4 separate regions of the Mus musculus genome follow, and regions 1, 2 and 3 are each linked to region 4. Evidence: chromatin loops called from intact Hi-C (ENCODE). Cell type or tissue: heart. All regions are shown on one strand. Links, peaks and the distances in the headings refer to the core of each region. The heading gives the core; the rest is flanking DNA.

Region 1 (8,190 bases), core at 1,522-6,521, 220 kb before region 4:
TCAAAGTACTGAGAAAAAGTGACTGTCAAGTATTCAAGTGGGACAACTATTCCCCTCTCTGCCAAGCTCCAGCAACACAGTAAAGAAAGGGTAGAAAGAATGTACAAGTTGAAGGATGGGGTGGAAACCTGTGAAATGCAGTCTGCTGGGCATGACATGGCTGCTACACCCATGAACTCACTGCAATGATGATTACCTGATTATCTGCACAGAATCAAGCACATCAGTCCATATTCTAGTTGGTACTACTACCTGGACTCAGTAAGGGTTTCGTTGTTGTTGTTGTTGTTTTGTTTTGTTTCTTTAAAAAGGAGAAGGTATAAAGATGGGAAGAGAACATGTTGGGAGCATGTTGGCATGTTGGGGTGTGTAAGATCAATGCACACAGGTATGAAACTACCAAAGAATCAATATCATTTTTGGTTCGGGGAACTTCCCAAGATGAGCAGTGGTAAAGTAGACGCCTGACTGTTTTGATCTTGTCACATATCCTGCATACCAAGACTGAGCTCATTCAGGAAGGATAAGGAGAGTTCTCTGTCACCCTCACTTCCTTCCCTACCCTTCTGCCATGGGATGCTTCCCACAAAAGATCTTTTTCCCAGATGTTAATTCCTGAATCTTGAATAGCTCAGCTTCTAAAACTGTAATCCAATACATTTCCTATTACAAACCACCTAATCTATGGCCCTCTGGTACAGTCAAACAAGAAAGGAATAAAATATATTCTGAAAATCAGTGTCAATACCACTCATAAGCAGTTTACTATTATTTAAAGCTAGAGTTAGATTAGTTATAAACGTATTTAACAAACTTTAGGCTAAGCAGTGTGATGGTTTGGATGAGAAAATCTAAATCTACCGTCTCGGGCATTTCAGCCCAGCCCCAGTGGACGGCACTATTTGAGGCAGTTTAGGTGGTGCAGCCTTCCTGGGGGAAGTGTGTCACTGGAGGACGGCTATGAGAATAAAAAGCCTTGCCTGCTTCTAGTTGCTCTCCCAGTTTCAAGCTTACAGTTCAAGGTATGAGTTTTCAGCTTCCTGTCCCTGCCACCTGCTTCCAGGCAGTCCCAGCCATTGTGGACTCTAGCCCTCTAGACGTGTACAAAATATACTCTTGTATTAACACAAGCACTAAAGAGTTTAAGAGAAATGCAATTAATATGTAAAAGAAAATAAAGTCACACTGGAGGCTCATTTCAAATCAGAGATAGAAAAAAAAAAGATGCAAGAAACAAGTGTATGAAATGGAAAACAGTTTTACATATGGCAGATATCAATCCAATTATATCAATAATCAGTTTGTAAGTAAATGGCTGAAATAAACCAACTTAAAGAGAATATTGGAATGGATGAGAAAAACAACTGCTCAAATACATCACCTATGAGAAACCCACATAAAAATAAAGGACATGGGGAGCAGGGCAGGGAGAGGGTATAGGGGACTTTCGGGATAGCATTTGAAATGTAAATGAAGAAAATATCTAATGAAAAATCGAAAAAAAATGAAATAAATAAATAAATAAATAAAGGACATGTGAATGTGAAAAAAAAACAGATGAAGATGCAGCATGTTTTAAATAGAAGGCAGACCAGCCAGATCCAAATCAGGCTTACTTAAGAAGGGGAAATCATTAGGGACAGAGGGGCATTGATGAAATGTGTCAATTCCTCAAGAAGACACAACTCTTAATGTGACTGTACCAAACAAAAAAAAGTGTCAAAATACTTGAGGAAAAAATTGTCAGAATTGCAAGAAGCACTATTATAATTGCAGATTCCCAGCCTCTCACTTTGAGCAACTGACAGATTCAGGAGGCAGAAACTCAGAACACCAATGAGCTAAAAAGCACTATCAATCAACTGGATGTAACTGACATACACAGAACACTCACCAACAGCAAAGAGCATTCTCCTCAACTCACACAGGAGCACTCACTACCACAGGAAAACGTGTCAGTAACAGGAACAGCTCACAGACCTCAATGGGATTAAATTAGAATCATTCATACAAGACAGTTAGAAAAATCTTAAAATAGTTAGCATATACAACACAGTTCCATATAATACACAAATCAAGGAAGCCTCAGGGTAAACACAGAAATAAATCGAACTAGACTAATTTTTTTTTAAAAAGAACGAAACTTACGGAAACGGTGCAATACCATAAAAATAACACTTAGCAGACGTGTTAAATACGTACAAGGAAATTAGGAAAATTGTAAAATCAATCACCTAAGCTTCCACCCTAAGGAGCTAGGACAAAAAAAGAAATGTAACCATGAATATCACAATAAATAAAAAGTAAAGCAAAAATTACAGTAGAAATCAAACTAAAAATGAGAACTAGGAAAAAGAATGAAGCCAGAGATTGAGTCCTTAAAAACAAAACAAACAAACAAACAAAAAAAACGGCAAACCTCTAGCTAGGGTAAGCAAGAGGAAGGGAAAAACAAAACAAACAAACAAATGTAAAACAGAACTTACAGATCACCAAGCATGGCAGTTTGGGGTTTTGTGGGTTTAGCTGTCCTTTCTTGCTCAGAGTCAGGGTGCTGGACAACCTTGACAAGGAGGCAATAGTGGCCTGGCTGGCAGCAGCTAGGAAATAACAGGAGTTCCATTGCCACCAGCAGAGTGGCTTCCATTCCTGGCTTCAATGCCCAACCTATTTCCTAGGCCCCCAGTCCCTGCCACTTCTTTCCAGCAACAGTGGAAACAGGAAAATAAGCTCCAAGGAAGGGAGGGCTCATTAGGGAGAGTATGCTGTGAGAGTGTGTGTGTGTGTGTGTGAGAGAGAGAGAGAGAGAAAGAGAGAGAGAGAGAGAGAGAGAGAGAGAGTGTGTGTGTGTGTGTGTGTGTGTGTGTGTGTGTGTGTGTGTGTGTGTGTGCCCATGTGCGTGCGTGCGTGCATGCCTGCCTGCCTGCCTGCCTGTATGTATGTCTAAGAGTCTGCAGAGACCAAAGAGGATGTCAGATTCTCTGGAGCTGGAGTTACAGGCTCTGAGAATGTCAAACACTCTTTCTAACTATTGAGCCATCTCTCCAGCTCCCTGGTTTCTATTTTTTTAATTAACATATAACATTTATACTCACTTATGTGACCACATTACAAATCAAATTTCTGTGCAAATACAATGTATAATGGCCAAACCAGAGTACTCAGAACTCCCATCCCTCAAATATCAACTCCCTATGATTCTGGGAACTCAAATCTTCCTCTAGTTATTGTGAAATGTACAACTAATGGCTCTGGATTAGTTCCCCAACTTTGTAACATAAGAGAACTATAGCAATTGTATCTGCGTACTGCTTATCTTACCCTGTGACTGCTTTCCCTTCCTAGCTTCTACTAAGTGCTATTGTACATCTACTATTATGTGATTAATGTCTTTAGCTTCTGCAATATTTGTCTCTCTATACTTAATTTACTTTACTTAACATAATGCCCTGAAGTTTCAGTCATGCATCGGCAGGATTGCATCCTTGTTATGGTTAAACAGTATTCTTCCTAACCCCTGCTCTGTCACACACATATATTCATGGACACACATACACCACACATAAACACACACACACAATCTTTGAAAACAAAATCTGTGTGTATACATGCATGCCTGTATATATGAATGCCATTTGTGTGTATGCCTTGGAGGCCAGAAGAGGGCACAAAAGCCCTGAGTCTGGAGTTCTAGATGACTGTGAACCACCTGTCAATCAAACTCCAGTCCTATGCAAGAGCAGCAAATGTTCTTAACCACTGAGCCATGTCTGTTCCCACACAGTTTTTAAAATCCATTCATCTACTGATGGACATCTTGGCTGACTCTATAATTCTGGTTCCTGTGACTAGTGCTGCAATAAGCAGGGGTGTGGGTATCTCTTTGATGCAATGACTTTTATATACCCAGGAGTAGGGCTGCTGGGTCATAAAGGTTTTTGAGAGGCCTCTGTACTGTTTCTATAGCAGCTACACGTGTTCTTACTGACTGACTGACTGACTGACTGACTGACTGACTTTCTCATATCACTACCCACAATATACAATTATCCTTTCTCTAAATCCTAGGCAAGTTCCTACACAAAACTCACTAATCTATAAAAGCAAAAATCAGGCTACAGAAATAATTAAAATCTTGTTCTGGTAAGGACTCTGTTAAAAGGTAAAATGAGAAGATACAGCCTGGAAGAACCTATTTTATGTTCAAAAAATGATATCTAAAATAATACAAGTATTTACAATGATTAGGCTTTGAAAAAAAGCAAACAATTCAATTAGAAAACAGGCAAGGCATGAATAAGAACTCATTAAGCATATCCAAGGAGGCAGATAAGCATATGAAAACATGTGCAACACCAATAGCCATCACAAACATCCACCACCAGTCATCATTACTTGCCTATCAGAACAGCTAAAATTAAAACACAGTGATGGCTCAAAGGCTATTACCAACTCAGAGAAACTTCAGATGACAATGGCTCAATGGCTAATGACCTGAATTCAATCCCCAAGACCCACATATTAGGAGAGAACTAACTCTTACATGTTACACACACACACACACACACACACACACACACACACACACACAAGAGAAAATGGAATACCTGTACCCTAATGTGAGTGTAAAATGGTACAGCCATTTTAGGTGTATATTATAGTTTCTTAAGTATTTTTTGTGTGATTCAGTAACTAAACTCGCCGGGCAGTGGTGCCACATGCCTTTAGTCCCAGCACTGGGAGGTAGAGGCAGGTGGATCTCTACAAGTTTGAGGCCATAGGCTACATTGAAAAATCCTGTCTAGAAAACCCAAAAAACAAACCAAAAAACAACAACAACAAAATAAACAAAAAACCCAACAACAACAACAACATAAAACTAGACTCTTAAACACTGATTCAAGGGAAATAACATTTTATATGCAAATAAAAACCTACATACAAATGTTCAAAATTGCCTTACTTCTAATAATCCCAAACTGGAAGCAATCCAGATATCCTTCAATTGATAAAGACCAAACCATACTATACTTAAGGAACAGATAAACACATTAATTGCTTTTATTTGCTTCAACCAAAAACTAATAAAAATGGCTACTCAAATTAGAAGGAATAAAAGGGCTAAAGGACAGATACGAAGCTAAGCTGTACAGCTTAAACTCTGAAACCACAGGGGCTGGCAGATGGCTAAGATAAAAGTACATGTGGCTCTTGGAGAGGACCCAGGTTGGTTCCCAAGCCCCTACAAAGTGCCTCACAACCATGCATAACTTCAGCTCTAGGGGATCAGAGACCCTCTTCCCACCTCCACAGACAAGCAGCATGGTACACATACATACAGGCAGGCAAAACTTTTCATTTATTTTATATATTTATATGAAATTACATGAGTCTTCAGTGAAGCCTATAAGGAGACTAATCTCTAGCAGAGCGATTCTGAAGGCTTCAAATGATTTAGTCTTCGTGGTTATTCACGCCTTCATATGACCTATCTCTACTGTAGGATGGCCTAAACTTATTTCAAACAACAATACAAAGAAATGGCAATGTAGTGCCATTTCTAAGCCCTAGATACATAAAAGTGATTTAGCTCTTACTGATTCTCCCTAGCTAGCTCTGGCGAAGCAGAACATGACTGAAGTCCTGTAAGAGACTTGGAGCTGAAGACCCTTCTAAATCATGCCCAAACCCTTGATACTTAAGTATCATTTAATAAATGTATTGTTTTAAGCTGTAATTTGTGGCAGACTGTTACTGAGGCAACAGATAATTAACGTGGTGTGCCCTTCATTCATATTGAAATATTTAGGAGTGAAACAACTTAATTTAGGAAATATAAGAAGAGAAATAGGTAAGTGTAAATAGAGACTGGACATTTTGGAATGCAAATAGAAGGTCACTGTAGTACAAGGAAAAATTGACTCAGCTTATTGTCACCATGGAATTGATCATGTTTGAGCCTGCATAAGGATTCAAAGCACTCTGGGGACACAACCATGCATACATACTCCACACAAGCAAACAGAGTCACCACTGGGGAAAGCATGCCAACGACAGAAAATAGGCATTCCAATGCAGGTGACAGACTGGGAAACTCAGTGGTCAAAACTCAAACTGAAAAGTTGTCTCATATATATTCCTATACTAAGAATTGCCCTGCTTCAACCTAAAGCAAAAAGCATTAAAAGTGGAAAAGACTTAGGAAAGGTTTACAGCTTTTAGATACACATTCATTTGTATTAGACTAAACAACAGTATATACAAAGGGTTTATACATATTTAAGAGATCAAACTATTTCCAGTCTCCCTGCAAGGTTCATTTATATGTAGATGTCCTTACTAAGGGAATCAGAATCAAATTCTGACCTGATCAAATCCTCAAACTATCTTTTCTGGGCAATCATTCAATTTACTGTGTTACTGGGATAGGATGCCTGACTTTTAAAATGTATTCTAAAACATCTTAAACGATATGATACAGAGAGGGAAATGAGTTATAACAAGGATGCAGAAGTAAGGCTAACTGGAAAAAAGGTAGCAACCAGACAGAGTCCAGGAAAGGGGAGTGAGGGGGAACAAATGTAAAGAAAAGTCTAATGACACACATGCATGCAGAAGCCAAAATGAAACCCATAACAGTATATGCTAACCTGAAACACAGACACTTTTTCTGGTTTATCAACTTTATGGCATCCCTTTCCAAAAGTCCATCAACTCTTAAACCGCTCACATTGTATGAGAATAGAGAAAATCCTTGAGAACAGACTCATGTAGAATTGTCAACACCAGGACTGGACCAGAATACCTCCTTGTTCAGTGTCCTATCACACCGCACTTCCCACTGTACCTCTCCTTCATTCTAGAGCTGATGTCCTCCCTCAGTGGAGCCCACTAACTTAACCTGCACTGAGAGAGAGGCCAAGCAAATTTACACCAAACCCAAGCTACTCACTCACTGAAAACACACTCTGCTGACAGTATCTTTGACCAAGACCAAAGTCCTATCACACATATTGGAAAGTATTATTCAGTGTTAGTCCTCAGAAATACTCCAAAGTATTCACAAGCATGTTACAAACTATATTAACTATTCTTATCTTAAAACTGTTTAAATTTTCAATACCATATACTAAACTTTAACACAGGGGAGTCCACCAACCATAAAACCTTTTGTGATAGATTTCAAGTAAAATTTCAAGAGCTAGACTTATCTGTTATCTTCTAAAGCATTTTTTTTACTTATAATTAGTATGTATTTATGTGCATGTACATGCATGCATGCATGATGGAGAAACATGATGTGCCATAACTTGTGTGTGCAGGTCAGAGGACAACTGTGGAGAGCCAGTCCTCTCCTTTCATGGATTCTTTGGATCAAACACAGGCCATGGGCTTGTGTAGCAGGTACTTTTACCCACTGAGCCATCCATCTCACCCACCCCTGTATACAGTATCTCCACAAATGTTTCCGAACCAAGTCATTGAATAATATGCTATTAAAGTCATTCTACAAATCTGTTCATGTAAAATTAAACGAGTCACAACTAGATCATATTCACAGGTTGGCAGAGCTACTTCACTGTGTTGGGGCTGAGAACTAACAGCCTGAAGATGAGGTATCAGGCTAGAAGGCAACAGAGCACATTTCAGACTCAAGGTCCCTCGGACGTTAGTTTACCCTTCCCAGCACACAGAGAGGCTTTCTGCCATATCCACGAGCTTCCTATCCTGACTGGACCTGCCAAAGGGGAACACAATTGCCTTCAGTCTCTCACTGAAATCTCACTAATTAGAGAAGATTAAATTCTTATCACAGGGACAAAGACTGAACTCTGTCCATGTACCTAGCCACACTTTTTCCAAACACCACTTATCTTCTATTTCAATCCCATAAAGAATAATTTACAAACCACTGTCATCTGTTCTGTAGGCCCAGCAGACATACTACAAGCCACAGTATGTTCTCCAAGCCCATTGAGTTCCACTAAAAAGCATTACTACTTTCCTAAAATGAATGACACTCTCCCATTTCCTTCTCCTCTATACAAAAGGAGTACATATATTATGCTGGGGTAGTAAGTACGCAATGGTTTTCCCCCAAAATTTGACTTTTCCCTTTTGCATATTAATAAAATAGTGGGCCTCTTTTTCAATTAGTTTATTGCAACAACCCTTTAAAAGACAGGCAAG
Region 2 (8,190 bases), core at 2,138-7,137, 260 kb before region 4:
TCTGAAATGTCTACTGCATTTATACTTTATTACTGTAACAAATTATTTGTCTCATTGAACCTCCCCATTGGCTCCTAGTAACGTCCATGCCTCCTCATGTTATTCTTCTTCCCTGTGTAGTCTAACCTTTATACAACACTATATCATAGATCCTTCCCTATATAAAGCCTTTCCTTTTGTTAAGTATCTCCCCCTTTGTAAATATGTTGTACCTACTGATTACAAACCGTCAAGCCACTCACCCATTGAAGTGTCTGTTTTAAGACTATACACATGGCAGCTATCATCTAAATTGACTAGAAAGCTCTTTCTAGTTAGAGTTGGGCTGTCATCTAAGATTTTGTCATGTTCTCATATTATTTCAAATTTTAAGCAACTTTTCTAAGTAAAATGTCCATAAATGCTTCACCTGCTCTCAGAGTAAGAACAGTCCACTGGAGGAAGGTTGAGTTCTAGTGCTAACTGGATCAAAACTGAAATGTCTTCCAAAGGCTTTTCTTGAAGTTGGTCCTAGTTGGTGGAACTCTCAGGAGGAGGCCTTAGTTGTAAGAGGTCGGTTACTAAGAGTAACCTTTTAGATACTATGCTGCCCTGGCAGCCTGTCCTCTTTCCTGGCCTCCACTGTGTGAGTAGTTCTGCCAACCCTTTCCTACACTGAACAAAACTCCCCTAAAATTTGTCAGGTGTATTGTCACAGTGACAAAAGGCCTTGACTAATGAAGAAACCTGATTCCAGAGAAGTAGGCCTGTTGTTGCCACTAACAAGGCCATGTGGTTCCTTGAACTTGGTTTGTAGAAAGAGCTTAGAAATGTTTAGGGCAACAGCCTAGAGAACAACTAGGATGGCAGAGGGAGAGCTTAGCTGGAATCCCAATGGAGCTCAGAAGACCATGTGACTGTGTAGACAGATTTGAAAACCTTTGTTTGTTTAGAAAAACTACACAAGTTTGAAACATGAAGACATGGTTTCTGAAGAGCTTGGTGCCATTTCAAAAGAAGCCAGGTTGAGACAATAGGAAAGATGCCACAGGAACATGTTGGGAATTGGCCAGATGCCCATCCACTGCAAAGAGTAAACACATTAGAAGACTTTTCATTGAGAAATCAGAGCCTCTAGGGCACTATGACCTCACACCAAAGGAAGTTATTTCCCAAAGATGATTTCACCATGCCGATCTACCCAGGCACCCTGAGCCCTCTTACACTGTCAGCAGACTTTGGTGTAGTTTACCTAATGCTGGTTTTGCAGACATATAGAATGCTAGAGTCAAAATCATGAAGGTTTCTACTCAGATTTCAAAGAAAGGCTTAGAGGTGAGACAATGTGTACATAGAGTTCCTGCAAGGGAAATGCATGAAGCTGTGGGGACGAAGCCAAAGATACAAATGAACACCAGGAAGTTAAGATGTTTCAGGAACATGAGATTATACTGAGGACTGCTGCAGGCAATGAGAAAAGCTAGCCTTAAAGAGAGGCCCTGTGAGTTTTAACCATCAAATGGTGAGAAGACAACCCTCTTAGAACTGGGCTCTCACATACCCTGGAGACTGGAGACAGGCTATAAACTTCATTTCTGTAAGTCCGTTCCTCCATTTTGGAAATGAAAATATTTACTCTTGTCATTTTATGTTTGAAGTTTACCTAACTTATTTTATAGAGACCTACCTATCTTTAAAAGCTTGAGTCTTAGCAGAGATTTTGGATTTGAACTTCTAGCCCTTACAGGCTGACTCCTAAAGGCTTGGTCATGGCTAAGAAGCACAAATTCAGTAGGTTCTAGGAACTGTAGGAGGTGGGTATAGCTAGAAGTAGGTCCCTGGAGCAGTGTTCTTAAGGGTTGTATCTTCTCTTAGTTTCCTGTCTATGTTGCCTCCTTCCTTCCTTCCTCCCTTCCTTCCTTCCTTCCTTCCTTCCTTCCTTCCTTCCTTCCTTCCTTCCTTCCTTCCCTCCCTCCCTCTGCTTCATGGCCACCATGATGGACTAAAACCTCTAAAACTGTGAACCAAAATAAATACTTTCTTCCCCCCTAAGCTATTTTTCGGAGGTATCTGGTACCAATGGCAGGAGATTGTTAATCTTATTACAAAACTCTGTTGGGAATCCCCCAGATCTAAGTTATATAAAAACATTCTGAAAGTTGTCAAAAATGAACATTTCTATTTTTAAAAAGGAAAAATTAACAAAAACAAACCTCCAGTTACCTTTCAGCTTCTAAGAATCCCAGACACAGTAACAACTGTATTACTGAACTGGAATCCAAGCTAACCAATACCTGGAATCCCTTTGGCACTATAAAACTATAAAACAATTATTTTAAACTACTAAAAATCTGTCTTATTTCGTAACTATAAAACAATCTATTATCATTAGTTAAATAGCATTGTTTCCTAAATGACATACAGTAATGTCCAGACACATAATTTTACAGGAAGAAGAAATCAAAGAATTTTCATCTGGCTTAAGATTATATGCCAAGACCTCACTATAACAGCAATTAACCCTGTTAATTTCTGAAGCTTGTAGAAGGAGGACCATATAACTAAAATAGCAGTAGCAATTGACCTTTTGTTTTATAGTACTTCTGGGCACCCTCTGGATAAGGTTACCCTGGTTCATTAACTTTAATAACCCTTCCTCTTAGGCTCTGAGTTCTCAATGTTCTTTCTGAAAAGCAGGTCTCTTTGTACGCATAAACTCTCACAGCAAAGAAAGCCCACATTTCCACAACAGCCTCATTGATAGCTGAGCAAAATAAAATCTGGCACAGGGCAAACATCCCAACAGAATCAAGCCAAGATGTCATTCCTGTCCATGGAAGCTTTGTGGCCCAACTGAAGCAATAGTACAGCGAAATGAATTCTGTAAAAACTTATTTTTTGATATACCCAAATAAAAGAGGTATAACAAAAAATTTTAATTACATCACCTAATCACTTAAGTTTCACAAAGATAAATCACCCAGAAACAAATACCAAAAAGTGTTACTAATATATAAAAGATAAAAAGGTTTAAACTATGAAGCTATCTAAGGAGAACTATGGAAAGAAGTACGGTGTAGAAAAGAAAGGAAAAGCATCAATCTTAGCAGGGAATCCGGCCTACTGGAAGTCCATGCCCACACATACAAGTCCTGTAACGACATGCGTGGATATCCTGAGGAACACAATCTTCCTCAAGCAGCAACCATCTTCTGTTCAGTATTCCCCTTAAAGGAATATAGGCTATCCTGGCTATCAATTTCTCTTAGCACTCCAACAATATCTATTTGAAAAGATTAAAGCACTGATTTGAACTTACAAACCACTGAAAACAAAGTTGGAATAGTTCCTTAGCCTTGAAAAACTTACAATCTGGATGTGACTATACAGGGTATGTAAGTGACCACAGGGCAGAGGAGACCAAGTCCCATATGAAGGCAAAAGCACAACAGGCAATCTAGGACAGAAGAGTACCTGGCTGAGGGACACAGCACAGACTTGGGGGAAGAGTAGCTTTGTGTTCTGGCACAGTAAACGAGGCACAGAAAAGCTGTTCAAGCAAAGTAAAATGAGTAACAATGATATGGAGACAGCGTGACAGCAGTGTTTTAAAGGCATAAACTCCAAAGTCAGGCTTCAATCTCCACTCTCTACAGCTGTGTGACCTCAAACGTCCTTGAACCACTAGTTTCCTAATTTCTAAATATGGTTACCTTTCATAAAGACACAGTGAAGACCTATACATTGCATTCAAAGAAGTTAAACTATATGATAAATAAGTAAATAAAAGAAAATGTATAAAAAATAAGGACACAAAGGTAGTGGCCAGACAGGAAGTTTAAAAAGACAGGCAGTGACTAGATCAGGGCTTAAACTTAATCCCACAAACACTGAAGGAACTATAGAAAACCTTAAGAAGAGGGGTTGGTTAGGATCTGAACTTGCTGCAGAACTGACTGAAAAGAAAGACATAGGGAATGAGAGAGATCGGTGGCAATATGATTAATAGTAGCCTATTTTCAAAATTTCAAGCCAATTTCCTTTAAGAGACCATTTCAGGCAATCACCAATCAATCCACAAATTACTATTTCACAAATGTTACAATTAAACTATAATTCTTGGGTACAAAGGATATAACATTTAGTACTAGAACCAAATAAACCATGGATCTACAGTGCTATAATTTACACATTGAACATGAATTAAAAATAAGGGAGGTATGTTAAAACAAGTAAAGAATTTGGCCTTTGTACACCATTTGTATACATTTTTGTATAGTAAAACAGGCTTTTGCTTCAAGTACTCAACTGCAGTATCTACCACTATACTTAGTAAATCAGGCTGCTGATTGCATAAACCTCCACAAGATGGCACACTACAATTAAACAAGTTTGCCCATTTTGAAACTATAGACTGTATCAACTATGTCCTAACAGATACAGCCAAAAAGTCAGACACAAAATCAAGTATCAACAAGAAGGCAGGAGCCAGTGAAGTGGCTCAGTGGATAAAGTCTGATGCCCTGAGTTAACCTGACTACACAAAGTTGTCCTCTGGCCTCCATATACACATTGTGACACTCACACTCACACTCAAACACAAATCATACATAGCACAAAAGGCAGAATTGTAGCCACATGAATGAATGTCTGATTGCAGTTAACAACCCAAACTCTACTTTATTCACGTCATTAAAAAGCTTAAGGGGAACTGAGATTTTTTTTTTTGAAGCACTTTAATATGGTTGCTACAGAGGTAGTCCAGGGTTCAGAAAGTTATGGAGAGCCTCTGCGACAACTCCACCAGCTTCTTTGCAGGTATCAAAGAATGGTATATGTTACCTGAGTCTTATAACCTACTCAGAGGGCAGCCATGGGATTTATACTTTAAGTTCCTAAAATTCAGCAATAATTACACGGGAAGAATAAATAACCTAAAATAAGACATTCTATGCTTAAAAAACAAAAACAAAAACAAAACACGTCTTTTCACACAACCTGTTTTACCTAAATCACAGTTGAAACCCAACTCACAATTAAAGAATATTAAGTAAACAGGTATCAGTTTCTGAGACTATAGTTAATAAAATTAACATACCGATAGATACAGTAAGACACAGCATCACATTTATCTGCTACTACGGAAAGTACAATATGGTTCATGATGGAATAAGTTTTGGCAATTAAATATTAAAATTTAAGTATAAACTTCTATGGTTACTTTACCCTCGGATCTGGCATTAAGCAAGCTTCTATTCAAACTACTGACTGGAAAAAAACACTGAAACTTAGAAACTATTAACCTGAATGTTTAAGAAAACAAGGTACATGAAACACTGGGAAGGAACAACTGCTTTGGCATACAACCACATCAAATAAGCCAAAATAAAACGTACTTATTTTACAGGCATACACCATTATGCCTAGCTGTACTTGGCTTTTAATTTATTTCCATACATGACTCACTGCTATTTGTGGCTATTTTGTTTTTTCCCTTTTAAGCCTTGCTGGAAAAGGAGCGTGACTTCTACTGTATTCTGTATCTGACCTACTCCTAACTGACACGCCTAGTACAGGCATGAGACAGCACCATGCTGCACTCCATCCAGCCCTGCTCACACCTCAATTAACTCATATAAACTCTTGAGACTAGAGAAACCCACTTAGAAACTGCTACAATTCTGTCTCTAGTGCATAAAACAGATTACGGTAGGAAAGATGTCCACACCTTCACCTTCTGAGCTTCCCAAGAAGAACCTCTGCTAAATGTAATCTTCAGTGACATTGTAAAACTAAGTTCTGACCTGACATTTGCTATCAGTTCAATCTTTCTTTTCCACCTTCAAATTCCATAACCTATTTTTAAATGATCTTTTTCTCATATGTGCACATTCCCTGTCACGTATGGTCTCTTTCCCACAGACAGCAGGGGAGTAAGCACTCTGGAGCTTCTGCCTGCTGAAGGTCAGCTTTAAGTGTCAAGGTTGACAAACTGGAACAAAGTGCATTTTGCTGAGGAAATTTAAGGGGTTTCTCCACACAATTTCTCTTAATGTGTTAATAACAAGAAAACAGTCTATATACAATTTGCCTCTTTAATAAACAAACCTGATACAGGGAAACGAGCGCTTAAGAGGCCCCGTGCTATTCAAGCCTACTTCTGTAGGTCAGGCGAGTATTTGCAAGAAGGGGCACGGATTAGGAAGCAAGATGAAAGAAAAGTTTTCCAAAGACTCTAACAGTACTCTCGAATTCTAAAGTTACTATATATTTAACAAAGTGTAAAGTGTTCAGTCTTATTACTAATAGTTTTTGAAAATAGTCAGACTTAGTTTCCAAACTGCATTTTTCTAACTATTCACAAAATAATATGAATCTACAATATTTTTACTCAAGTACTAAGGCAGCACAACAAAGTAATAAAATGGTATAAATACTCTTAGAAAAAAGTAAAATGCTGTTTGAGCAACTACTGGCATTATACAGAGTAAAGGTTTATACACTATAACTACTGAAAGGCCAAGTTTCTCTTAGGGTATCTAACTTCATCAGCACAGCAGCCTCCTCGCTCACTGTCAAGTTTTAGTGCTTCTTGTCTTTGCTACTCAGTTTAGTGACTACTATCTAACCTTGTCATAATGGAAAGAGAAGTGTCCACTCTTATAAACGATCTTAAATGTAGGCACTGATACATACAGCACGCAGCTTTAGGATGACGACGGACTGCTGCTAACGGGACTCACCTGTCTGGACGTCAATGACCATTTGATGGCCCCCTCTCATTCCTGGTCTGTTATCTTCTCCATCGCCTGAAGAAGAAAATATATTTTCTATAAAGAAATAATAAAACCTTGAATTCTAGAGGAGTAACCCCACTCTAAAGGGCAGTAACAAGCATTCCACATTGACTCCTTCAAAATATTACAAATAAGTAAAAAGAATTCATAAAGAAAAAATACTTTTGTTTCAAATATTCAAACAGTTACAGGATTCTAGGATACAGTGTGTCTGCACATGTGCTTAAGATCAAACACAGGTCCCCACAAATAATAAGCAAGGATTCACCCACGGAGTTACATTCTTGGCTCTAAGGTTACAGGATGCTAATATCACATCTGATATATGGAAGGCCTAAAGTTTTATAAATAAATCTCCCATTAGTTGAAATAAAGTAGTTTGGCAAATAGACTTCCCTGTTTTTTGTATGTAAATTGACATTATCTAACTCTGTACTAACTACACAGAAACACTATAAAATAACTGAAACGTCAACTTTTATACAGTTTTAAGCTACTTAATGATAAGGAATACTTTATGAGAAATGCACTATTAGGTGAATTCTGTTTTTGTGTATACATCTGTATATTTACACAAATCTACATGGATTGCCTATTTTATACCTAGCCATATGGCAAAACACGTTACTACACTAAGTATTAACTTTAGGCAACTACAATGTCTACATTTTTCAAAATACATAATTACAGAAAAGGCTCAGTACTTAAACTAGATAAGAATTTTTCAGCTCAATTAAAAGCTCCTGGGATCATCATTATTGACCAAAATGTCACTATGAAACATATGATTGTATACAGAAACCAGAACAAAGCCAAAATCTTTCATCTACTCTGTACTCAACAATTCTTTCTCCTTTGTCACAGCTAGGCCGTTCATTATCACTAAGGCCTTGCCCTCTTCTCTCCTCCAGCCAGTCTGTTTTCTCTCAAAAATAAATTAAAAAAAAATACTAAGAAATTAACTTTTAGTATTAAGTGTTTTACGTATTTAATCTGTTTGCAAATATGTGTCTAAATAAAATCACCTTACATAGGACTATAAAAATATAAGTATGTTCACACAACATACTTCAAGAGGAAATTTCAATGTTTATTAATGATTAAAGCTATAAAAGGTTTCTCACAAGGGAAGATAAAGTCTTGGAAACATATGAAGACCACAAGAACCAAGTGAATACCTCCTGATTTCTTTAATGTAAACTTATGCAATAAAACATTGCTTCTATCTGACAAGTCAACACAATATACAATACAGTGACAAGAATCCCACCATACAAAAATAAGGGGTTAATGAAGAAGACTCAACTCTGAATCAGATTCTGAGTTTGAAAATCAAAACAAACAAACCAGTCTCTATTAGACATAAAGGCCCTAAGGATCTCCGCCTCCCAGAAGAAAGCATGAAAGCAATCAC
Region 3 (8,190 bases), core at 1,330-6,329, 200 kb before region 4:
ATGGATGTGAGCCACCATGTGGTTGCTGGGATTTGAACTCAGGACCTCTGGAAGAGCAGTCAGTGCTCTTAACCGCTGAGCCATCTCTCCAGCCCAAAAGCCCCATCTCTTAATTGGGGATTACGTTTCAACATGAATGTTGGAGGGGATATAACATTCAAACCATAGCTAAAGATTAAAACATATTTGAAAGAAGACTGAAATATACTCATTGCTCTACATGATTGGTTAAAATAAGACTAAAATAAAATAGTTAAGGAAAGCAATCTTGATATAAAGGCCTCTGAGGTTCTTGTTTTAGCTTACCAGGGCCACTCAGAGATCAATGACAAATTTTGAAGGTTAGAACAGGTGAAACATGACAAAATATCCAACTAGCTGTCTTCTTCTTCTTCTTTTTTTTTTTTTTTTTTTTTTGGTTTTTCAAGACAGGGTTTCTCTGTGTAGCCCTGGCTGTCCTGGAACTCACTCTGTAGACCAGGCTGGCCTCGAACTCAGAAATCCGCCTGCCTCTGCCTCCCGAGTGCTGGGATTAAAGGTGTGCGCCACCATGCCCGGCTGTAACTTGCTGTCTTCTAAGCAAACTCTGATGTAGAAGAAAAATGTCCTTTTACAGTAGTATACAACAGATGGAAGCACCTAAGACATTTATACAACTGAGCTATTTGCAGGTGTGCACCTAGAACCCAAACCCCCGATTTTTCCTAGGCTTTTCCTGAGAAATGTGTGTTATATATGTCTATATTTATGTGACTATTCTTCAAATCCCCTATCATAGGCTTATGCTAAGTACCAAGAAACATGTCTCCTGCTTCCCTCTGAATTTCTTCTTGACAATTTATAATTATGTTTTCCACAAAATTAAAGACGAGACAGAATTAAAGACATAGAGGATGTCAGTTCAAATTTTGGTCAGTGTGATGGTTGGCATTGTCACCCTGGCAGAATCCAGAATCACCTGGGAGGAAAGCTTCCCAGTGCACTGTATGTTATAATGCAGATGAAGGCCACGTTCTGAGACTGTCTGTGGAGAATTATTTCCATTGTGTTGATGGATGTGGGGAGACTGTTCCCTAGGTGGGGGTTCTGAAGTGCATACTCTGAATAAAGCAGGCAGAGTCCTAGCATCCATTGTTCTCTGCTTCCTGACTGTGGGTGCAGTGTGACCTCAAGCTCAGGCCGTCTTAGGTCCCTACGAACTGTGAGCTAGAACAAACCCTTCTCCCCTACGTTGCTTTTGTCAGGGTGTTTTATACCAACAGGAAGAGAATGTGAGGTAGAAAAGTGGTGCCAAGAGTGGGGTCATTGCTGGATAAACCTGACCACATGGCTCCTAGGCCTTTGGAAATGGTGGGATGTGGAAGAGTTTGGCACTTAGGACTAAAAAGAGCCCTGGAAGGCTGGAAACCGGGCCCTTAGAATACAAGAGTGCTGAAAAAACACAGACAGTGGAGGCCCAGCTCATGAGTTATCAGAGAGAACCAAAGACTCTACCAGGAACTGGGCCAGGGACCACTCATGTGATATTTTGGCTAAGAATCTGGCTTCATTTTGACTGTAAACTAAGAACCTGTATGAAGTTGAACTTAAAGTTAATAAATTAACTTGTTTATCAGAGGAAAGTTCAAGTTAGGAGAGCATCCGGGGCAGTAATGAGGAAACAGTGTAACCATTAAGTAAAACGGCAGCCCAGAGGAGGAGCCTCCCGCCCTGCACTGGGATAACGGAGAAAGGGTCCCTGAGAACAAGACCCTCAGAGGCTCCAACTCATGAAGGTCTAACACAACCACCTAAGGAACTATTTCACCAAAGCTGGCCCAGAAGGCATACAGATGTTGCCATGTCTGTGGTACGGGGGGGCTGGACTATATCATGAACTGGCAGCAGAATTTGGCAGCAGCATCTGCATGGTTTGGAACCACTAAAAATGAAAACTTAGAAGCAGTCATGGAGTCCTGATCTGCACTGATACTGCAGAGCCACTGAGGCCAGGTAGCATGTGCGGGAGTCAGGGTCCCTACCAGGAGGCCCGGGAAAGCCAGTGCACATGGCTATATAGGTGACCTGGGGGCACTAGAGATAACTAGGACCATGGGATGTCTGCCAATGAGAGCTGACAGGATGAATGGTGCCAGCCTAAGAGAGAGGCTATGTGTGTTACAGGCAGCAGAGCTGGAGGAGTGGAGCCATCCAGCCCATTTAGAACCCAGATGATTGTATTACAAGCCTCTGATGCAAGACACAATGCTGTAGGATTTGGTGTTTGCCCTACTGGATTTTGGTCTTGCTTTGACCCAGTCACTCCTTTCTGTGCCCCCATTCTTTCCTTTTGGAATAGGAATATTTACTCTTGGCCATTTTATGTTGGAAGTATATAGCTTGCTTATTTTGTAGGAACTCACAGTTAAGAGACTTTGTAGTTGTTATTGGCGGCCTTTTTGGGGGTTGAAGGACCCTTTCACAGGGTTTGCATATCAGATACCCTTCATATCAAATATTTACATAATAATTAATAACAGCAGTGAAATTAGTTATGAAGTAGCAACAAAAATAATTTTCTGGATGGGGGTCCCCACTATATGAGGAACTGTATTAAAGGATGGCTGCATTAGGAAGGCTGAGAACCGTTGGGCTCTAGGGACTGTCAATGTTGGAATGCATGCACTTTGCTTTAGAAGATGATCCTGAGCCTATGAAGACAAGGGATTGGGCACTCTGGAACTAGATTCCTAGATGATTATGAGCCACTATGTGGATTCCGGAAACTGAACTGGGTCCTCTGCAAGAAAAATAACTATTCTTAACCACTGAGCTATCTCACCAGCTGCAGAAGACCCTTTCAACTATAAGGGAGACTATTCCATGGGTAGAAACTCTGAATTAAATAAAATTATAAAGTGAGCTGAGTACTTTAGATGAGCACTCATCTTTCTCTGCTTTCTGACTCTGGGTCTAGTGTGGCCAACTGCCAGCTTCTCTGCCGGGGTAGATTGTACCCTTGAAGTATGAGCTGAGCTAAACCCTTTCTCCTCTGACTTGCTTTTGTTAGTTTTGAGTTTGTTTGTTTTACTAGTTTGCCTTTTTAAAAATCACAGCAGCAGGAAAAGAAACTAAGATACTAAAGAAAATCCCCCCAGGGAGATTGGAAGCATGATCGTGTTCCCATTGACCATGTCTTGAATACTTGGAGCTCCCGTTGCTATCTCAACTCTCAGAATCGCCTGGCAAGTAAACTGAGATGCTTGGACATCGAGGATCAGTAAGCTTGTATGTATTCTCTCCTTTAAAAGCCAGTGTGTATGCATCCTCGCCATTACCATCGGGCTCGGGGTTCAGAGAGCTAAGAGGAGGAGCCTCTGATAGTCCGGAAACTGACAGTTATGAAGCCTGCTTTTTCCAATTTGGGGAGTGGAGTTCTGGACCTTGAGCATACTAGACAAGCCCTTTCTATGGTGGCTGTACTCCCTAGCCCTGAATTCATTTCTTTAAGCAAAATGCTGTCCAAAAAGAACAAAAGAAATGCAAAAAGGACAAGTGTAATATTTTTTGTTGTTGTTGATTAAGTAGGTAGTTTGGGGTTGTTTGTTTCTTAAGGCAAACGTATTTCAGCCTTTGCCCAGCAGGGCCTTAAGCTGAGTCAGGGGTGAACCTAGACATAGGCATCAGGTGTGAAGTTTAGGCCAGGCCTGTCTTCTCCCAGGAGATGGCAGCAGCAGCAGCATCTGTGTCAGCGGTCGGGGAAGTAGGGCAGAATGCATCTGCTTTCCCTTTGGCAATCAAACCTAAAAATTCTTGGTTCCAGAGGCCACTTTATCCCTTCCTTGGTTTGCTGAGCTTGTTTGGAGCCAGGCACTGGGAGTGTAGGAGCTGGCAGAGAGTCCTCTTCATAAGTGCCTAGCTTTTTCTGTAAACATTTTGGTCTAGGCTACGACCTTGAAGCCAAGTGTGAAGGAGCTGAGAATCTCTCTGGCCAAAAGGAAGGAGCTTCAAAAGGAAACAGCCAGTAACTTTACTCTCCCAGTTCCCACAAGCATAAATCTAGAGGGCATCATACAAAGAATACAGATTCTTGACCTGGGCTCCCAGCCACCAGCCTGCTGACCTTGTCCTTGAACCTGTCAGAGCGACAATTCTTATCAGCCCAGTGTGGACTCAGGCAGTCTTCACGCACCTGCTAATGTTTAATTTGGAGAGGGCGGGCATGGACACATGTGCGCATGAGTAAGCCAGAGGTCAGCTCAAGTGTCTTCCACTTTGCCTTTTTGGGACTTGTGCTCTCACCGACCTGGGGCCCACCAAGGAGGTTAGGCTGCCTGGCCAGCAGCAACCCACCCTCCCAGTGCTGGGATTATTACATGTGCACTACCACTCCTGTCTTTTTCACATTCGCTCCTGGAGGTTGAACTCAGGTCCTCCTGCTGGTGCAAATGATGAGCACTTTACCCAGCTGAGCTATGATCCTCAGTCCTAATTTTTAAATTTCGCTTTTATTATTTGGATTAAGTAGGACTGCCCTTCACCTTTGCAGAATTTAAACAAATCTTAGACACAACAAAGCGCCACTTGGTTCCAAGTTAATCCCAGCTGAGCACATATCCTGGTTTGGCAGACACTGCCAGCTGCATAGGAGGTGGGCAGAAGTCCCAGGAAATGTCTGGATACCACACAGCTATGGACGAACTGTCAACTGCTGGAGATTGCTTTGCAAATTGCCACATCCGAATGGAGCGGACAAAACGATATTTCAAAAGAGCAATTAACACTGATTCTTAGTATGTTTGGAACCAAAAGGCCTTGGGGGTGGGGGCGGGAAACTGGCTCAGCAGAAGAGTGTTCCATCCATCTGGGTTGTCATGGCCAAGGTCAAGGAGCTTTGAAGCTACACTCTTCCTGTGCCCTCGATCCCTGCCATAGCCTGGGTTCTGTGAAACTCTAGGCATAACTAGTTTCCCTAATTTCCCCCTTTCATCTAGTTGGCTCTACTTCCCTTGCTTTGTTAAACTTCCATCTATTCACTGAAGTAAGCAATTACCCTTCCTCTCCCATGTACCAGGTACAGAGGATACGCCTGGCTTATGTCTGTTCAGAAGTGGTTGGTATAAAACTATATGTGGTAGTAGTAGTGATGTTGGTGATGGATGTAATCTTGTTTCAAATGTCATATTTCTAATGATGGGTATCAATAGACCAGAGCAGAATCATCTAGATAGCACAATAATCCTATAGTTCCATAGGAATTGGCACCCATGAATCAGTCAAGACAACCCTTCCTTGTTCATACAAAAGGCACCATATTGAAATCTCTTCCAGATTAGGAGCCGTGGCTCCAGAAAGCTAGTATCGGTGTCAGTGGGGAATACATACATGCATACATGTGTGCACATATATGCATACACACATCTATATCTACAGATATCAAAACAGTAAACTGGGGAATGACTGTGATAGGAAAGTTGGTAATAAAAAAATAATTCTGGACAACTTCACATTAGAGAGGAGAACCCAGAGGGCAAGTCAGAGAGTGAGGGGACACAGGGATATCCAGAACGTCCCAGACAGTGGCATGCGCGCATAGACACACACACACACACACACACACACACACACACACACTGGGGGGGTGGGAGAGGGGGAGGGGGAGGGAGAGAGAGGGAAGAGGGAGGGAGGGAGAGGGAGAGGGAGAGGGAGGAAGGGAGCCGGAGGGGGAGGGGGAGGGAGAGGGAGAGGGAGAGGAATCACATTTCCTGGTTCTACCACATTCCAGATCAGTCTGTGTTGAACTGGCATTCAATGTCCATAAGATACTAGATGTCCTTGTGGTCTTGGAATCAAGTTGAATCATCTCATGCCCCAGGGCAACTTATAGGAGTTGTTCTCGCCTTCTACCTTGTGGGTCCTGGGGATTGAACTCAGGTCATTAAGCTTGACACCTTTACCAATGAGTCCTGCTGCCAAGCCCTCAAACACAAATTTCTGTAGATTTTTCATGCTTACAAGTTTTTTTTTTAATTATTCGTTGGGGGTGGGGAGTAAGAGAGGGGAGCTTGGCAGCAAGTGCCTTTATCCAAGGAGCCATCTTTCCAGCCCTCAAATGCAAGTTTTTGTTTTGTTTTGTTTTGTTTTGTTTTGTTCGAGACAGGGTTTCTTTGTGTAGCCCTGGCTGTCCTGGAACTCACTCTGTAGACGAGGCTGGCCTTGAACTCAGAAATCTGCCTGTCTCTGCCTCCCAAGTGCTGGGATTAAAGGCGTGGGCCACCATACCCTGCTCAAATGCAAGTTTTTATTGAAGACTTTATCAGGTTGATAATTTTTAAATTAGTGTGTGTGTGTGTGTGTGTGTGTGTGTGAGGCTTGGCAGTAAGTTCCTTCACCTACTGAGCTATCTTGCTGATCCCTGAAAAACCACAATTTATGTTCTTCCTGCATATTTACAAGTAATGCTTTAGAAACCACCTCTCCCAACTCCATAACCAATTTAAAGTGATGCCATATACTAAATATACAGCACCAAGGTTGAGAATCGCTGGCCTCTGCTTAATTTTATCCAGCTTAGGTTGGGGTGTGCTGATTTCATAAGACATATACTGTCTTTGTTTCATCATCATCATTATATTATTATTATTATTGTTATTATTATTATTATTATTATTATTATTATTATTATTATTTGTGGTTTGGGGTGGCCTGGGACTCACTGTGTTGACTGGGCCAGCCTTGTATTGGCAGATCTGCCTGCCTCTGCCTACTGTGTGCTGAGAGTGAAGGCTTGTGCCACCCCACCTATCTCAGTTTCTTTCACCAAGGCTGTGATAAAATACTCTGACCAAAGCAACTTGAGGAAGCAAGGGTTTATTTTAGCTCACAGTTCGAGGCACCGTCCCTCACACTGGGGAAGTCAGGGGAGCAGCAGCTGAAAGCAGCTCATCATGTGACATCTGCAGTCAGGAGAGGGTAAAGTTAGCCCGCTAGTGCCCAGCTCCCACTTCCAGGGTCCAGTTAGGGAATGGTGCCACACACAGTGGAGGGTCTTCCCACAAGCATGCGCAGAGGGCCATCTCCCAGGTGATTCTAGATTACCTCGTTAACAATATTAACCATCACGTGCTTTAAAAGGAAAATAAAAATCCTCCAGTTTAAGTCTGTGCTTCTCCTTTCTGGTTTGTGTGTGTGTGTTTGTTTGCTTTCCCCAATTTACTGGTTTATGTATGTTCTTAGTTTGTTTGTTTTTTAAGTACTGCTTCTGTATCTTTTTTTGTTTGTTTGTTTGTTTGTTTTGGTTTTTTGGGTTTTTTCCAGACAGGGTTTCTCTGTATAGCCTGGCTGTCCTGGAACTCACTTTGTAGACCAGGCTGGCCTTGAACTCAGAAATCCGCCTGCCTCTGCCTCCTGAGTGCTGGGATTAAAGATGTGTCCCACCACCGCCCGGCTGTTCTTAGTTTATTGTTGACAAGGTCTCACTGTGTGGTTCGGAAAGGCCTAGAACTCAAGTTTCTCCTGCCATAGGTTTCCAAGCACTGGGATAGGATGGACCACCAGGCTTAGCCTTATTTATTTATCTATGTGTGCATGCTAGACAAGAGAAAGATAGACAGATAGACAGACAGGACAGAGAGCACCTGCTTGAGTAGACCAGGCTAGATTCCAGCTATCAGTCTCCTTGCCTCAGTCTCCCCTGTACTTCCCCCACTTTGCCCATTTTCTCTTCCCTGTCCTCTCTTCCTGCCCTGGCTCCATCTTACCTTCTGCTCATCAGTGCCATTCTATCCTAACTTCCCTGTCTGTCCTCATTGCTGTCTGTCTGTCCTCCTGCAGCTCCCACTAACCTTCTCTGCTCTCTCCCCTGACCCACAGCGCACACCTCTGTTCTAGTTCGCCAGCTTTTCCCTTTAAAGCTCCTTAATTGGAAAAGGGGGGGGGGCACAGAGGCATCGTCAGACATTTGTAATTTTATTATTCAACAAGATACATTATTTTTAATCTTAAGAGCAGATAAGTACTAAAAATAGGTTTCTTTCTCCAAAGACCCCAGAAAAGGAAAGAGAAAGACTTTGCCCATGGTTAGCTTGCTCCTTAAATACGAACTATAATAATTATTATTTTAGTAACTTCCTGGGTTGGCCACAGATGACTCTGTTCATGTTGCTCACTGACCCTTGGTTGGAAAGTCCTTCTTAGTTCTTCATCATCCAA
Region 4 (8,190 bases), core at 2,005-7,004:
TGTGATCACTGTAGGCATTGCACACGCGCACGCGCGCATGCACACACACACACACAGAGAGCATGCACGTACATGCACGCAAAATACTTAAACACATATAAAGAAAATTAAAAATCAGAGCAGTCTCAGAGCTTTGCTCCAGATGGAGAATTGGTTGTGTATACCCATTCAACGCACAGTCATTGCTGTATTGTGTGATGTTTTGTATACAGTTTAATTTTGATTTAACTATCAGAACAAAGTTGGTAGATCTGTAGGACAGATTTAAGAAGGAAGCTGCCTTTTAAATTTTAATTATTTACTTGTCCTTTCATTCATTCATTTTTGCCTTTTTGAGACAGGATTTCTCTCTATTATAGACCTGGCTATTCTGGAACTCAACTCTGTAGGCCAGGCGGACTTCAAACTCAGAGATCCACCTGCTTCTGCCTCCCAAGTGCTGGGATTGAAGATGCAAACCACCACCATGAAACTACCTTTAAAAGAAAGGAAGGAAGGAAGGAAGGAAGGAAGGAAGGAACAGAAAAGGAAAGGGAAAAATTAAGAGATTCTGTCTTAAAATGGGGAAAATACACAACACACACACACACACACGTTCAAGGTTCTTTGCTAACCAAATAGTAGTCAAGTAATTATGTTTCAGGCCAAAAAGTATAATCTGAGAATTGCTGTGTAGAAGGGTTGCTTTTGGGGAGGAAAGAAAGAAAAGAAAAACCCTCTCTTTTTTCTGGATTCCTATATATTGTGTCAGTGAAAGTTGTTTCTCTTTGAAGATCTGAGAGTGATGACGGTGGGATTCAAGGCTGTTGGAGTGTGCGAGCCTCAGAGTCCCCAGAACCATTCATTGAGCTGTGCTTGCTCCCCCACGGCCTCTGGGCAGAAGCTGGGTCTTTGGTGTAGTTTGCAGCTAGCTTTGTGTGCATGTCTCCGTTCAGCGTGTTGCTTTGGAACCTGTGAGAGGCCTGCTGATGGAGTTTTATCGGCATTCCGTGACCAGTTGTCGGAGAGAGCAGTGGTCTGAAGCTCCTGCTGGCATTGGAGTTATTCTCGGAAGGCCTTTTTGGGAAGAGATAAAAGGAGGGGAGGGTTCCAGCAGCCAGGTTCAGTCTTGCTGTGGATGCTCTGTGAAACGATAAGGATAAGTGGTTCTCTGGGACCATCGGAGGGATCTGGTTTCGGCCTGCCTACTGTAAAGGTGAAGATGACTGACAGGCAACCAGGGGGGTGTCGGCTATCCTCCGGTCTCCCTCCAAGCAATCATGGAGGACAGATGAGGGCTTTCTCTCCACTTAAGATGGAGGTTGTAAAATTTCTTATCTGTCAGTGGATCGTGTATTTCCGTATCTAAGTGACTAGCAAACAGAGATTCTGATTTAAAGTGGGTTGTCTTGTTGAGACTTCGTATCATTTTAAACAGCTAGTATAAAACTAGTTTTAAAACAACTGTTTCTACTGAAGACTGTAACAGCAGCTAATTAAGTTCAAGTCTCTGAAAATATTTCTCCTCTTCAAAGTCCTACCCAAAGAAGGACGTTTGACTAAAGCCAACGGTGTGAAGGTGCTGCTGCCGTATCCAAGTGTGAAGGCCTGAAGGCTGCACACACTATGTATGGCAAAGGCTATTTTTATAGTGTGCAGCTTGTACGACTGTCTGAGTCAGGTGAGTGGGTGATTCTGGGCAGAAAAAAAGCCCTGAGTTTTCAGTGAGTAGTGAGAAGACTCCAAACTGAGGAGAAGAGGGGTGAGGCCAGGAATCCTCTGGCAAGGGGAGGCTTCCAGAAAGGACATGGAGTGCTTAGGTGGTGGGCCCAACAGCCGCAGGCAGAAGGCTTTGAACCAGCAAGTTCTTTTCCTGGGGCCCAACAGGAAAAGGATTTCTCTCTACCCCAGACTTGAGGAGGGCTCACTCAGCCTTGGTCTAATGAAGATGGAGTTCCTCCCAGGGATTGCTGGCCAGAGGAGCTCTGAAGAGTCCCTTAGGTTGCAGGCCTGTCTTCCTAATTGAGCACTATGAGATTGCTGTGCTTAAACATATACAGACGGGTAGGACTTGTGTTCAGGATGCACGGCAGTGAGTCTTTTGGTGCATTCAAACAGATCCTTAGTCTACTACTTACTGCGCAGCACTCAGTAGGTGTTTCTCAATAACAGACAAGAGAGCAGAAAATGTCTTCCTAGCTGTCATTTCCGGTGTCTTTAATTTAGATAGGGTGACAGAACCCAAGTGTGAAACCTTCCCAAGAGGGCTGGCAGGGAGGTACTGCATTTTACACAGCCTTCGGCCTATAAAGTTACAAACTAGTTGGCATCTCTCACAACATGGCTGGTTTGGTTCCCTTAACCACAGTGGGTCAGGAGGGCCAGAACTGAAGTTCACACAGTCACTGGGAATTGGGGGGGGGGGGGCAGTGTGACAGGCAGAATGGAGTATCTGCAGTTGTTGAGTTATCAGGTGTGTATCGTGCAGGGTAGCTGGGGTCTTGCAGCTACCACAGCTCTGTGGTGCATGGATTTCAGACACTGCTTTAGCACTGGCTTTTGTCTTCAGCGTCTGCATTGTCTTATGAAACCCAGGCTGCTTTGTAGTTTCAGTTGGACAAGGCACAGTTTCTGAGAGGTCATAGGTCAGCTAATGTTCAAAATCAATATATTTAGTCACATGCTAAACGCAGGCATTAGATGCTTATATAAGGCCTTATTATTTGCTTGTGGGCAGTGCATACAGAGAGACCCAGATTGCTGAGTTTGGCAATTTAGCGAGTAGAGCCCTTTCTGAGCAGACACAAGGATCTGAGCTCAATACCCAGACCCCATGTAACAAGTTGGAGGAGGAGGAGGAGGTGTTGGTGGTGGAGGTGGTGGTGGTGGTGGTGGTGGTGGTGGTGTTCCACACTTAGAGTTCCAGCTGTAGAGAGGTAAAGACTAGTAGGTCCTTGAGCTTCACTGGCTGGCCAGCCTACTTACTTATTAAGCTCCACACCAATAAAAGACTTTATTTTAAAAACAAACAAACCCCCAAAACCACGGTGGTTGGTAATCGAGGAAGGACACTAGAGGCTGATCTCTGGCTTTCACGGCCGCGCACGACACACCTGTGAGGAAGAAAAGCAGGTCCAGGCTTTCCTCTCACATAGTCTGAGCGCGTGGGTCAGGTGGAGACGCTCTGTCATCTGGTGTTTGCTGCAGTAGAGCCCTGCTCAGCTTCAGATCCTGGCGCTGACACGCACCATTGTTTAACTTCGAAAAAGGTTCTCTGCTGCCCTAGACCTTGAAAGGATCTGCATCCGGCGTGTGCCAACAGGAAGCGGTACCTTGTCCTAGGTGGTAGAGGCCTAAAGCAAACAGTGGCTGTAAAGGGCTCAGCAACTCCAGTGCACACGAGTCCTTTGTTCACATTTGGGGCTTTTGTGCTGTTCTCAGAGCCCAGGGAGAGTGAGTGACTTAGTTGGAAGTTCATTGTTAGACATAAGGGTTGAGGTCTCTGTGTGGAATGGTCACCCAGACTGGATGGCACAGCCAGAAGCAACCCTTTAAAATAGGGGCAGAACAAGAACTTGACCTTGTGTGTCACAGAAACAGACAAGTAGTTTTCCTTTCCATTTTCTTTGAAGTTAGAGGGGTGATTTAGACTGATCGAGAAGTGACAGTAACTCAACTCACCCATTCTTGTAATAAACACCTGCTGATCCAGCTAGTTGAACCTCTCTAGGTCTGGTATCCCCTGGTCCACTTCAGGAGCCGTGTTGATGGTTGACTGTCACCTTTGCCTGGTTTATGAGTAAAACTACTAAATAATAATTTGACAAGTTAGAAAGAAGTGGTAGAAATGACTCAGTGGCTAAACATACTTAACTGACCTTGGCCTGGAGTCATATGTGGAAGGGGATTCTGGGAAATGTAGTTCCCTTTAACCAAGCCGATGGATTGCAGCACAAACACACCCCCACACACCCCCACACCCACACCCACAGTGCAGTGAAATACATTTCTGTACTTCATTGTTCTTTTGGGAACTAGAGATAGAATTATTTTCGTTTTAAAAATATCAGAAAAGTAGTTGGTATATCAAAGTAGTTAGCAAATATTTAACTTGATTATTGCTTTCTCTCAGTAGCCTTACCTGCGTTTGAAATGGCACAATAGCTAAAAACAAAACAAAACAAAACAGGACTGTTTTGATCATATCCTGCCTCCTGAAAGCCGTTTTTGTCATTTGACAGTTTGAATCTCATAATGCAGTATTTTCTAAAATTGCCCCATATAGTGCCATCTAGTGGTAGATTTCTGCACAGTAGTTCACATCCCCACCCACTACCCCCAGTTTGTTTGTTTTTTTTAATTAGGTTTTTTTTTTTTTTTTTTTTTTTTCCTGTTCTTGTTCTTCTAATTGTTTCAAGACAGCCTGGCTGTTCTGGAACTCAGAGACCTTCCCACCACTGCCCAGCTCTCACATTTTACTTTCTGATAAATCAGTAAGTTCACTTTTAATCATGCTTCATTTTCTAAATATAGTTAAAGGGACTACATCTAAAACAAATACTTAGAAATGGAAAAAGAATGAGGAAAGAGAAAACAATTGGAGTGGAGTTTTTTCCTCTCCAGGTTTTCTGTGCATCAATACACACACACACCGAGTTGGTTTTTGTCTGTTTACTTGATGATTTGAACATACACATAAAGTCATTTTTGTTTGTTTATGAAAGTCACATGATTGTTTCACAAGTGTGACGTAAGGAACATGGCTCAGCTTTGCAATCAGGCATGCACAGGCATTGCATTCTGTAAGGTAATGGGTTATTGCTGTCTGCCAAGTGGCATTCTGGCCACTGCATGTGTACCAACTCATTCCATATTTACCAACTTTGATTTCTCATGGCAGGATTGACCTCTGCTGCACACCCCCACCCTGTGTGCATCGCCGCTTAACTTTGTGCGTGTGATGATAATAAAACTTCATAATGCCTGGCATTTAGATTGTAACGGAGCGCGTTATTCACAGCCCAGCGAGAGAATCTGAACTTATCTTTTTTCCTCCATCATAACTTTGTTGTGTTTGTTTTTAATTAATGATTGATTGGGGGAATCTAGATGACCTTAACACCTCACTCACTCCCGAACTCGACCTAACTTCTTACGTCTGGAATGTTATTTGTGGTCCAGTGAAACAGACACTGATGTTTTGTGTCGACTAAGTCTTCCGGGGGTAGCAGTTGGTAGCCAGCACCTGGCCTTCCTCTCTGGCCTACTTCTCTCAAGTAGCCGTGGCGTCTTCATTGCCTCCAAGAAAGCTCGTTGGCCTTAGGGTCTGGCTGGGAGTGGAGCCTCCTTTGTGTGGCTCAGGGTTCTAGTTAGCAAGAGCTCAGTCAAGCATGAGTGTTCTGCAAGGCAGAAGTATTAATTGCTTTTGATAGTGTTTTGTCATGAGAATATAGTGGGTGAATTTTCTAGGATTTCAATAAAGACAAAGTCATACACAAGAAAAGAACAAACAACAATTAAAATCTTGTTTGAAGCAAACAAAGAACAGAAAGGGTCCTTGACATTAGTTAGGTGACATCTTGGTGGGCAGTGCCAATGGAGAAGCTCTTGACATGATTCTTCCTTGTCTGCTTTGGCTTGTTGTGACCCAGCAGTGTCTGAGACGTTAAGCTGGGGCATCTGGGGCATCGCCATTACCCATGTGGAAGAGGAGCGGAGGGCAGGAGTCGGCTCCCACTGTTGTAGTAGAAGCATTGGCTGCTGAACTGTTACTAGGGACACAGAGGCTGCTGTTCTCCATGGCCAGCACTAGGAGGCCACAGAGGCCTGACGGCACACAGGTTTCTGCTCATCAGGAGGAAAACAAAACAAACCAACCAACTCTAGGGGGACCAGCACTGTGCAGATGAGCTAGTTTAAAGAGCTTGGTATCTCATAACCTGGTGAGCAACAGTCTGAATTGGCAACCCACTTACTGTTCGATTCGGGGCATTGTAAGTACAAGGAACTGAGCATTTCTGGCTAGGTAACCCCTGCTTCTTAGAGTGGTAACTGTAAGCTTCCTTGGATGCACCAGGCATCCCTGGTGAGCCTCTGGATACAGGTCCTGATTCTTGTCGTTGTCTGGTTTTTTTCCAGACAGGGTTTCTCTGTGTAGCCCTGGCTGTCCTGGAACTCACTTTGTAGACCAGGCTGGCCTCGAACTCAGAAATCCACCTGCCTCTGCCTCCCAAGTGCTGGGATTAAAGGCGTGCACCACCACTGCCCACTGCCCGGCTCAGATCCTGATTCTTAATGCACGGTTAATCCTGTGGCTGATGGAACAGACTCCTCCAGTCCATTGTGTTAATTGAAAACAAATAGTTTTCAAAGAAAACAAGTAGTTTTGGCCACAGGCATTCTACTAATATTCTAGTGAATTGTCTTTGGCCTTCAGGCCCTGCTAGGCAGACGTTGGATATGGAGGTGTATTTCTATGTAGTTGTGTGTTTTCTTGGTTCCCTTTTTGCTTTTAAAGGTAAATCACCATTTCATGACATAATTATCGCTATTTCTGAGTTGGCCCCTTATTCAGTCCCTGGTTCACCTCTGTTACTCTGATCTCCTGAACTCTGTAGAGTTTAATCCACACTACATTGATTTTTATGTATTTGCTACTTCTCCTTATTAAAATTCTAATTGTGTGTTCTGTTGCTTAAGGACAGGTGGTCTCTTATTTCCTGTGTTTCCTGGTAGAACCAAGTGTGCTCGTAAAAAGGACAGGACAGCTGCTTTCTTGACAGTAGTACATCCTGTGGGTGGCTTCCCCTCCAACCTCATCCCTTCTCCCCACCCCACTCTCCTTCCTTCTCTGCAGCTCTCCTCCTTCCCTCCTCTGTGCCTCCACTTGTGCTGTGTCATATTTCTGAAAGGGCCTTGAAGGTAGCTCACTTGATGAAGTGCTTAGCAAGGCTTGAATTCAATCCCCAGAACTAAGGCCAGAATGGTGGTGTAGCCCCAGTGCTTAGGAGATGGATTCGCATGGATTCCTAGAGCTTGCTGACCAGGCCAGCCTCCTTGGAGAGTTCAGGAAGGACACGGGAAGTTGTCCTCTGCCCTCCACACCCATGACCCAGCCTAGACACAAACGTACATAAAACAGATACAGAGGAAACTTTAAAGTAATGAACTTTTCTGCGTTCTCTGACATTTTATCTGTCCTTAACATTTTATTTATCATTGTTTAATATACATCCATAATTTCTGGGAGGCATATTACTTAACTTCTCCTCAAGGTATTAAAGGCTTTTGGGGGGGGGCTGTGTTTACCATGCTCCTTGAAGGACTTTGTAGAGATTTTAACTAAAAGTCTGTGTGTCCAGGTTCAAGCAGGGACATTGACTCTTTAAACCACAAAGAGGAGATTTCTTCATTTGCCCACCTTGTAATTTTCTCTGTAAAACTCTTGAAGATTTATTTCCTTATTCTTAGAAAGTGTCTTTTGAACAGACATGAACATGTGTTAAGTGAAAGCTAGTCCTATTCTATGAAATGGCTTTCAACATGAATTACGAGGTACTATTTTTGTCTATTGTTTATATCCAGGAACACTGATGGACTCCTACTTTATCCTGACAGTTTCTCTTTGTACATCTCCTATAGAAAGTTACCACCCAGAGATGTCATTTGCATGTTTGCATTTCCTTTGTATATTTTTGTGCGTATGTTGTATGTGCATCCATATGTTTACACGTGTGTGTGCGCTTGTAGACTCCAGAAATTGACATCAGGCATCTCCCTGGTCTCTTATTTATTAAAACAAGGTCTTCTGAAGGTTACAGATGTTGTGAGATGAGCCGGAAGCCTTGGGTCTGCCCATCATGGGCCTCTTGTTCTCCCTGCTCTGAAAGTACTGGGGCTATCAACATGATTGGCTGTCATGTCTGGTGATCTGAACTCTGGCCCTCATGCTCTTATTAACTGAGCCATCTTCCCAGCCCCTCACTCTTGCCATTTTAACTGTTTTTATTAAGACTTCTATTGTATTATTAAATAATCCGCAGTGTTGCATTTTCTAGCTGTTAAAGAAAATGCTTCATTTAACAGTTAAACACTGAATTCGTTGTAGCTCTTAAATGACTCTAATCATGTCTTTTTCTGTTCTACTATGTCAGGCTTTATTTTTTAAATATGAAGGTAGCTCAAGAATGACAAAACCATTAACTGTCCCTT

The links. A loop is a pair of places that touch in the nucleus more often than their neighbours do. Peaks named below come from ENCODE experiments on the same cell type or tissue, not always from the same donor. Only the 100,000 strongest peaks of a DNase experiment are listed, where the experiment ranks them.
Region 1: a loop joins it to region 4, with 2.1 times the contacts of the local background. A loop is called at or near these places in 3 of 42 quality-filtered maps.
Region 2: a loop joins it to region 4, with 3 times the contacts of the local background. A loop is called at or near these places in 13 of 42 quality-filtered maps.
Region 3: a loop joins it to region 4, with 2.2 times the contacts of the local background. A loop is called at or near these places in 7 of 42 quality-filtered maps.

What each region holds. Positions count from the first base shown.
Region 1 is chr6:31,408,202-31,416,391 of GRCm38, reverse strand. All of the region lies in intron 1 of Mkln1 (muskelin 1, intracellular mediator containing kelch motifs), which reads right to left. Among named protein-coding and RNA genes, the nearest start is that of Mkln1, 13 kb to the right of the region's middle. In heart, for the core only: a CTCF peak has its summit at 3,658 (motif pointing right); no DNase peak of the experiment used is centred there.
Region 2 is chr6:31,450,117-31,458,306 of GRCm38, reverse strand. It overlaps Mkln1 (muskelin 1, intracellular mediator containing kelch motifs), which reads right to left. Exons shown (of 18, transcript NM_013791.2): 8 at 6,723-6,788. Among named protein-coding and RNA genes, the nearest start is that of Mkln1, 55 kb to the right of the region's middle. In heart, for the core only: a CTCF peak has its summit at 4,340 (motif pointing right); no DNase peak of the experiment used is centred there.
Region 3 is chr6:31,386,419-31,394,608 of GRCm38, reverse strand. The region is part of intron 2 of Mkln1os (muskelin 1, intracellular mediator containing kelch motifs, opposite strand); the gene reads left to right. Among named protein-coding and RNA genes, the nearest start is that of Mkln1os, 8.3 kb to the left of the region's middle. In heart, for the core only: a CTCF peak has its summit at 3,679 (motif pointing right); DNase peaks (open chromatin) are centred at 3,698 and 4,208; H3K27ac peaks cover 963 bases.
Region 4 is chr6:31,186,855-31,195,044 of GRCm38, reverse strand. All of the region lies in intron 1 of Lncpint (long non-protein coding RNA, Trp53 induced transcript), which reads left to right. Among named protein-coding and RNA genes, the nearest start is that of Lncpint, 28 kb to the left of the region's middle. In heart, for the core only: CTCF peaks have their summits at 4,271 (motif pointing left) and 5,797; DNase peaks (open chromatin) are centred at 3,224 and 5,834; H3K27ac peaks cover 1,370 bases.